2 separate regions of the Homo sapiens genome follow, and region 2 is linked to region 1. The links are chromatin contacts, found by Hi-C or POLR2A ChIA-PET in ENCODE. All regions are on one chromosome and are shown on one strand. The core of a region is the stretch at or near the end of the contact, and the rest is flanking DNA. Distances in the headings are between cores, read along the strand shown. Region 1 overlaps L3MBTL3 (L3MBTL histone methyl-lysine binding protein 3). Region 2 holds the start of SAMD3 (sterile alpha motif domain containing 3).

Evidence for each region. A loop is a pair of places that touch in the nucleus more often than their neighbours do. ChIA-PET counts read pairs that join two places held with the same protein, here RNA polymerase II (POLR2A). Pooled maps may share reads with other maps.
Region 2: a map with no recorded cell type shows a loop between it and region 1 (3-fold over the local background). The contact joins the promoter of SAMD3 here to the enhancer-like site in region 1. A Hi-C loop is called at or near these places in 1 of 37 single-sample maps with no recorded cell type and 4 of 50 pooled maps. POLR2A ChIA-PET finds 5 or more read pairs at or near these places in 3 of 52 experiments (T-cell, activated T-cell and activated naive CD4-positive, alpha-beta T cell).

The regions. Positions count from the first base shown.
Region 1 is chr6:130,112,364-130,116,458 of GRCh38, reverse strand. The region is part of intron 19 of L3MBTL3 (L3MBTL histone methyl-lysine binding protein 3); the gene reads right to left. Among named protein-coding and RNA genes, the nearest start is that of L3MBTL3, 96 kb to the right of the region's middle. RefSeq lists an enhancer at 1,433-1,562. Within about 2 kb of position 1,303, at least 3 of the 41 ENCODE cell types and tissues checked have a DNase peak (open chromatin) inside an H3K27ac peak, as active enhancers do.
Region 2 is chr6:130,221,401-130,225,515 of GRCh38, reverse strand. It overlaps SAMD3 (sterile alpha motif domain containing 3), which reads left to right and starts at 2,565. Exons shown (of 12, transcript NM_001017373.4): 1 at 2,565-2,822. RefSeq lists an enhancer at 1,849-1,958.

The sequences.
Region 1 (4,095 bases), core at 54-2,553:
GGAAGCAGCCCAGCAATAGTGGTTACACATATGATCTTAGGAAGTGAAGAGATCTGGTTTAAATTTCAGTTCTGCTACTCACTAGGTTTACACGACCATCAGCAAATTACTTAATTTGTCTAATTCTCAGTTACATCATTGGTAAAACAAGGATAATAAATCCTTTACGTCAGAGGGGCATGTTAAGAATGAAATAAAATAATGTATAGAAAGCACTTAGCACAGAGCCAGGCACTTAAGTAGGAGCATGATGCACAGCAGCTATTCCTAGTTATAAATTACTTATATTGTAGGATAAAATTATCTACTGACACCTGTTGTCTTTAACTAACCTTTCTTCAACTATTAAAATAGCTTTTAGAGTAATGGTTCCAAGCACAGACTACAGTCAGACTGTCTGGGTTATAACCCAGGTCTGCTACGGACTAGCTATGTGGCCTCTAACCAAAGGAGGTTCCATGTTTGTAGAATGAAGGTGTGATGATAGCAACTACACCACATAAGGTATCATGAAGATTAAATGCACCCACATAGGTAAAAGCACCTAAAAAAAAGTGCATGGAAAACAGCAATTTCTCTTGGAATTTCAGAATTTTCAAGAAGCCATTTACTGCAATATTTCTTTAGTTGCAATTCAATACAATTCAATTCAATTCAATACATTTCAGTTGTATTGAATGGAAATACAATCATAGTGAAATCTTACTCAAGAATACTTTTGGTTTTTAATAAAGACAGTGGAATCCACTTGAATGGAAAAATGTATTCTTTATGACTCAGTATTTTCTTTTTCTCTGTAATTATGTGTCACTTTTTAGAGGTCTTACTGTCTTAATCTAATTATGCTTTGTGATAAATATTAGTAAAACAGACATTAGAATGGTAAATGCATAGGATGGCAGTTGAATATGTGCAGCTGTATTTCTTCAAGTCTGTTTGTCATATAAAAACAATTTCTAACCAATTACGTTTCAATTAGTTCCAGTCTGTTAAAAAATATTGAAAAACAAATTATTTTGCCCCAATTTAGGGATTTATCGATTTCCGCCACCTCTTTAAGTCCAGCAGGAAAGGAGGCAGATGCAGATTGCCATGTAGATTGAAATATTTGCCAACCAGGTTAGGAAGCTCGGATTGACAGTTATTGCTGGCCCAGCATCAGAGACATGGCTACCTTGCGGCAGCTCAAGTGTGAAAGTTCACTCCTTAGTTTGGCTTGGTTTAAAATAACGCCACCCTTCTCTTTTCAAAATAGCTTATTCTAGTCTCATGGGGCCTTTGCAGAACTGAAAGAGACTTGTACTTCCCCAGTAACAAGCGGGGAAGATGACTACCAGAGAGCTCTAAAAAATGTAGTTTTTCTGTTTTGGCCATCAAAAGAATGTCTCTTTGCATGCTCCCAGCATTTTTTTTTTTTTTAAGTTTCTGAGCTGTGACTTACTCGCAGGTAAAAACATAAGGGAATGAGAATCTCCACATTCTCTAAAGAAAGTTTAAAAGAATACTTGAACTGCCTCCAAAATGCCTCGTACAAATGAAGAGCGACTGTACTTGAGGAGCTTCAGGTCAAGGAGATCACCACCTTCGAAGGGATTCAGAAAAAGATGGCAAATAAAACCAGTGGGACTTGGGACTAAAACTTCTGCAACTATGAGTAACATTCAAATAAAGAGTTTTTAAAATTAAATTCCTTTTGAGATGATACAACAGCAACGGTTTTACTGAATTATGTTTTCATAAACATCACCCAGGAGAGGTAAACATGGTTTACTGTGTATCTAATGAATAAAAACATTTTGGTTAACAGGCCTATTTAATTATAATTTAGCATAAGGACCATACGCTAGTGAAAGAATACAATAAAAGGAATATAATGAATAAATGAGGTGGGTATTACCAAGATAACAAGGAAAAACCCTCCAGAAAAACTCAGCAATTAATCCTCTTATTAAATGAAAAGCCTTAACGAATAAGGTGAGGTTTGGGAAATAAAGATGATGTCTCTTAAGAGTGAGACTCTATTACTTTGTTGTTGTTGTTGTGGAAAAGAGAACAGATGTCACCGCTTTTCTACTCTACAGAAAAGGGTTTCCTGAGTCAGAAATTGGTGATATTCAAGGAGATAGAGTAAGATCCTGTTACAATATTGTTCCAACAACTTCACAGGCATATAGCAATAACACAGTCATCTTATCCCTGCACTTTGAATGGCTGCCTTGGTGTCACAGTGGTTGGCATCAGAACTGTGAGTGTTTTAACTAAACACTAAGCTACTCTTTGGGGTACATAAACAACTACACAGATTTAACTCAAGTTCTCAAGAGCTAGAATAGGAAAACACTTCCAGAGCTCCTAATTCATACCTGGAAGCCCATCAACAAAAAGGGAGAAGAGGTTTTACAATAGCCAGAGAATGCCTAGTCATTGAAATTACTTTCGCCGATATTCAACATGAAGCTCTCGGCCCAGAAGACCTCATGGGGCAAAAAACCAACTTCCCAAGGTTTACTAATTAACTTTTGTAATCTTTTAGAATGGTTGGCTCTAAATTGATTTTATTCTATTTGATGTGATAGTTTTGCAAAGCAAATAGATTTATATATGCTTTTAGCTTCATACTTTATGTTAGCTTGCTTTCCTATCTGTTTAACAGGGTACAGACTCGGCTTTCGGTGTGACTAGCAAAATTGGATTCGTGCTAAAAATATAAACCAGATTGATGTCTGCAATTCTTGCAACCGCTCTATGTAGTTCTCATAGTGGAAACACTGGTCTTACAACTTGAGAAGCCATTTTAATGGCCTATAATGAACTGAACAGACTGATTTCTGCCATTAGACCAGTTAAGCAGTGGGCATTTGCCTTGCAAGGTAATCTAAGCATTTGGCAGGCATTTTAAAGCTGCTTTATTGTGTTTCTGTGGCTGATGTTTAGCAGGCTTAAACAACATGGGAGCTCAAAACATTAAGTGATTTTTAATAGAGATAGTACCTAATTTAGAACACAATTATAAGCAGCTATAGAATAGATTTCATGAGAACAAGGCTATGTGGGATGGATGCCCGATGTTTCCCAACTAATAACACATTGTGAAGTATTACCCCTGAAAAGGGTGTTTTCATTCAGTAGTGATTCCCAAAGCCTGATTTATAGACTACTTGCATCTGTCACCTGGGAGGGCTGGTTAAAAAATGAAGATTCCTGTGCCTTCATTTTTATGAACACAAGAATTCCATTTCCTGAATGAGTACCTCCGGGAGCAGTGCCTCAAAAGCCACATTTTTAACAAGCATCTCAAATGATTCTGGTGCAAATCAAAGTTTGAGACCCACAGTTTTATTAAGACATACAGAGAAACACATATATTGTTTCACTCAGCTGTAGATATGCAGAGATTTAAGTTATCAGTCCCCAGGAAAAGCTACTCCACTCACTGGTAGAGCCCATGCCTCAACATCTTGCCTCTAGGAGCAGCGTGAGGGCAGAGATGAGCTGCCACTGTCCACAGTGAGGAAAGCATCTTTTCACAGCAAGCACTGGCACAAAAGACACTCCTCATACTTCTGATGAATAAATGGATCACTGGGATAGGATTGCATACTCACATTTCTGTCTATAAGGACCACGTACTCACATTTCTATCTAGAGGCACTGGGACTTCCCTTCACTCACACCCATTTGACAAGTCTCTGTAGGAAAAGAGATCCAAGCATTCGGCATACCAGGTGGATTCAGGGTGGGACCGTCTTAATATGGGGCAGAGCTTCCCGATGAGGATGCCCTGAATCCTAGGGTACAAATGTTCTGAGATACTGATCCCCACAGCCCGCTGCATCCCTCTCTGGTGACTGGTAGGCAGCCTCATCCATTTCTTTGGTGTTCGACACAAACATTGTCATTTCTGTGGTATCATTTTCTATGTGGGCCAGGAAACTAAACAACAACAGTTTGGGACATACCACTCTAATTAATGAGAGAGTGCAGGTATGTTTTTGGGGAATTTATCTCAACATTTAATAATCACTCCTTACATATCTGGAATGGTGATCTCACAGTTCAAAGTGTAGGAGTTTTAACTGAACAGAAATGTTATAC
Region 2 (4,115 bases), core at 1,316-3,815, 110 kb before region 1:
AAACTGATCCAGTAGTCCCATAGACAGTTTTTCTTAAATATAGAAATTAATCCTTCTGGTTTTAAAGCTTGAAACTCACCAGATCCAGACAATGAGATACCAGCCTCTCATTCATTGTAATTGCTCCCTTACTCCTTCCACATTCTTGTTTTCCCATACATATTTAACATTTCTTCCCCGCTATATAAACCTCTAATTTTAGTTGATCAGGAAGATGGATTTGAGACTGAGCTCCCATTTCCTGGACTGCAGCACCTGATTAAAGCCTTCTTCCTTGGCAATACTTGTTGTCTCAGTCGTTGGCTTTCTGTGCAGCAAATAGCAGGACCTAAACTGAACCCCTGGTGTTTCAGTAACATTATTTTTTACTTGTTAATCATTCACATAACCTTTTCCTCTCCTCCTTACTTTCTTCCCCATGCTCACTCACTCTCTTGCTCAGTACTGCTCTCTGTCTCTGTCTGTCTCTCTTTATCTCTCTCTAACACACACACATACACACAAATTCAGACACACAGACTCATATTTAATGATGGACTATAGCCTACCAATTGGTATGAATTTTACCTTTTGGGCCAACTCTAAAAAGAGTGCTTCGGGCTGGGCGTGGTGACTCATGCCTGTAATCTCAGCACTTTAGGAGGCCGAGGCAGGCGGTTCATGAGGTCAGGAGATCGAGATCATCCTGGCTAACACAGTGAAACCCCATCTCTACTAAAAATACAAAAACTTAGCTGGGCGTGGTGGCACGTGCCTGTAGTCCCAGATACTCAGGAGGCTGAGGCAGGAGAATCGCTTAAACCCAGGAGGTGGAAGTTGCAGTGAGCTGAGATCGTGCCATTACACTCCAGCCTGGGTGACAAAGGGAGACTCCATCTCAAAAATAATAATAATAATAATAATAATAATAATAATAATAATAAATAAATAGAGTGCTTTTGCATAAACAAAAGTTTGAACATTCTGGCCCGTCCTCACATGAACCTAGGGCTGGCAGAAGCATGAGCATTTGTCACTCATGAGAAACACAGGGTCCTATGCCTTTTTGTGTCTCCACACCTCCCATCTGTGCTTTGCTTTTGATACGGGAGGCGGGCAGGGAAGTGCTGGGTAGAGAAGAATGGGGTCCCTGGCTAGGGCTCCACCCTCAGGCCTGTACCCATGGACGTAAGTGAGAACAGGCACTCCTGTTTTCACGCCCAAATGTTGCATTTTCCAAAAGCACTCTGGCCCGCCACACCCCCATCCTCTGCCTATAAAAACCCTGAGACCCTAGCGGGCACAGACACAAGCGGCTGGACATCAAGAGGAACACACTGGCAGAATACACTGACAGACTGGCAGGACATCAACAGCAGTATGATGTGGACCACGTAGAATTTGCCTGGGGGTGGTTGGAGGAGAGTCAGGCCACTGAGCGGCCTGACTCCAGGGGAAGACCGCCTTCCCATTCCATTCCCCTTGTGGATCCCATCCATCTGCTGAGAGCTACTTCCACCAGTCAATAAAACTGTGCACCCATTCTCCAAGCCTACATGTGATTCAATTTTTCTGGTACATTAAGGCAAGAACCTTGGGATACAGAAAGCCCTCTGTCCTTGCGATAAGGCAGAGGATCTAATTGAGCTGATTAACACAAGCCACCTGCGGATGGCTAAGCTGAAAGACTGCACTGTAACACACTCCCACTGGGGCTTCTGGAGCTGTAAACACTCAACCCTAGGTGCTGCCATGGGGTAGGAGCCCATGCTCCCCATGACCTGCCCGTCTGCATGCTCCCTCTAGGGGTTTGAGCTGCAGGGTACTGAAGAAGCGAGTCACACCCATCGCACGCCCTGCAAGGGTGTTTCCAAGTTTCACTTTGAGTCACACTGCATTAAGAAGATCCACTACCTTGCATCCCCTTCTTCCTGAAGAGGCCTACAAAGTCAGACCAGCACTTAGTGTTAACAGATCAAGAGAGCCCAGCTTGACTCTACCAGCTGAGCAATATAGGTGGATACAGAAGTCACCTTTCATGTGTTCTAACAAATGAGTAACTCCAAAAAAATAGTTGTAATATTTTAATAATGTAAGTTCTTGCCACTACTCAGAGCTATAAAATGTTCAGCTATCACCTGCACTATCACGTACACACTGAGCTATGTAACGAGAATTACATTCAGCCAATGTCTGCTAAATAAAGGTTTGTGCATTTTAGTTCAATGATGTAGCTACAAAGAAAATGAAGCCTCAAGACACTAGAACCTTCTGAGATGCAAAGCTTTGAGTCCTTGACTTTGAATTCAATGTCTAAATTCTAATACATTATTATTATATCTGCCTTAAGATTGATATAGGAAATTTTTTTTCTAGTTAGTGTTATTTCTTCTAGGAGCTTAAAAAAGGTAACTAAGGAAGAATTAAATGTTCCAAAGATATATTATGGTAAACATGTATGTACATACATGGGTATTTGTCACACTTGTCAGAATCTTCTTCCTTTGAGAGGTGCAAACGTTAGCTGTCTGAGATCCACCCTGTTTCAAACTTACCTTATGCTTCCTGTGTACTGTGAGGCTCCCAGTCTTGCTGTCTTTCAATGGGGCAGCCACTGCTCAGTTGCTGCCATTCAGAAATATGAACCCAGTATCACCAGAACTTTTGATTTTTCAAGAGAAACCAAGATTCCAGATTTGTAGGTGATATCTTCCATTTTTCAGATAAAACAAAGGAACCAGAACCACATCCACTGATCGGATTTGCCTGGGGAGGAGGGGTGCTCTCTCCTTTGATCTTCTCTTCTGGAAGAGATGGACCAAAAGCCTCTCCAGCAATAATCCGTAAATATCACTTTTTACCTTTTCTCTATAAAACTCTAACTTTTCTGATATTAAGATAAAATTCTTTCATTGAGAAAAATTTAAGAGTGGCAGATTACAAACAAAAAACATTAATTCCTCCAAACAGAGATTGCCACTTCTGCCTTCTAGTATATGCTTTCCCAGCCTTTGTGTAACCAAGCATTTCATTCTACTTTTATTTTATTCTTTCCACAAATCTGAATCATACTATTTTAAATTTATTTGCAGTTAACCATATCCATGACTGTTTCTCTCTACATAGTTATTTGTCTAGATACAATTTTTGATTACTACATAGTATTTTATTTTAAATATAAATTACTGTAATTCATTGGCCAATTCCTATTGCTGGAAATTTTATCTGTCCAATTTATTTGCTATTCGGACCATTGCTATGGCACACATCTTTGTGTTCATTTCTGTTAATGTCTTTAGGCACATTCTTAGAAATGCTATTTTGGGGTCAGAATGTAGAAATATTTTTAATGTTTTTGGCTTGCATTAGTACCCTTTAAAGTTGGATAGATTGGATTCAAATCACTTTTACCTTTACAAGCAAAGGAACCTTAGGCGAGTTACCCTGTAAACTCCAGGACTTTCAATTATAAAATGGGAATAATATGACAGGGCAAGTTGTGCCACTTTATACTCCCCTTAGCAGTGTGTAAGAGAACAACTGACCTTGCATTCTTGCTAATTTTCACCTTTTCCAATGGAATAAATGAAGATGGTATTTAATTATTTTTATTACAAATAATGTAGATTTTTCAGATACTGGTTTAAAATTTTGTTCAAGAGTTACCTATTCCTATTTTTTTCTATTGGTGTATTAATTTTTTAGTTGGTTTTATGGATTATAGAGTTGACCCTTGAACAACATGTGTTGGAACCTCTCAGGTCCACTTACATGCAGATTTTCTTCTGCCTCTGCCACCCCTGAGACAGCAAGACCAACTCTCCTCTTCCTCCTCCTCCTCCTCAGCCTACTCACTGCAAGACGACGAGTATGAAGATCTTTATGATGATCCACTTCCATGTAATAAATAGTAAATGTTTTCTCTTCCTTGTTATTTGCTTAATAACATTTTCTTTCCTCTAACTCATTTTATTGTAACAGTACTGTATATAATATATATAACATACAAAATATGTGTTAATTGTCTATGTTATCAGTTAAGATTCTGATCAATAGTAGGCTATTAGTAGTTAAGTTTGGGGGTAGTCAAAAGTTACTTGCAAATTTTCAACTGCATAGCAGAGTCAGCGTCCCAA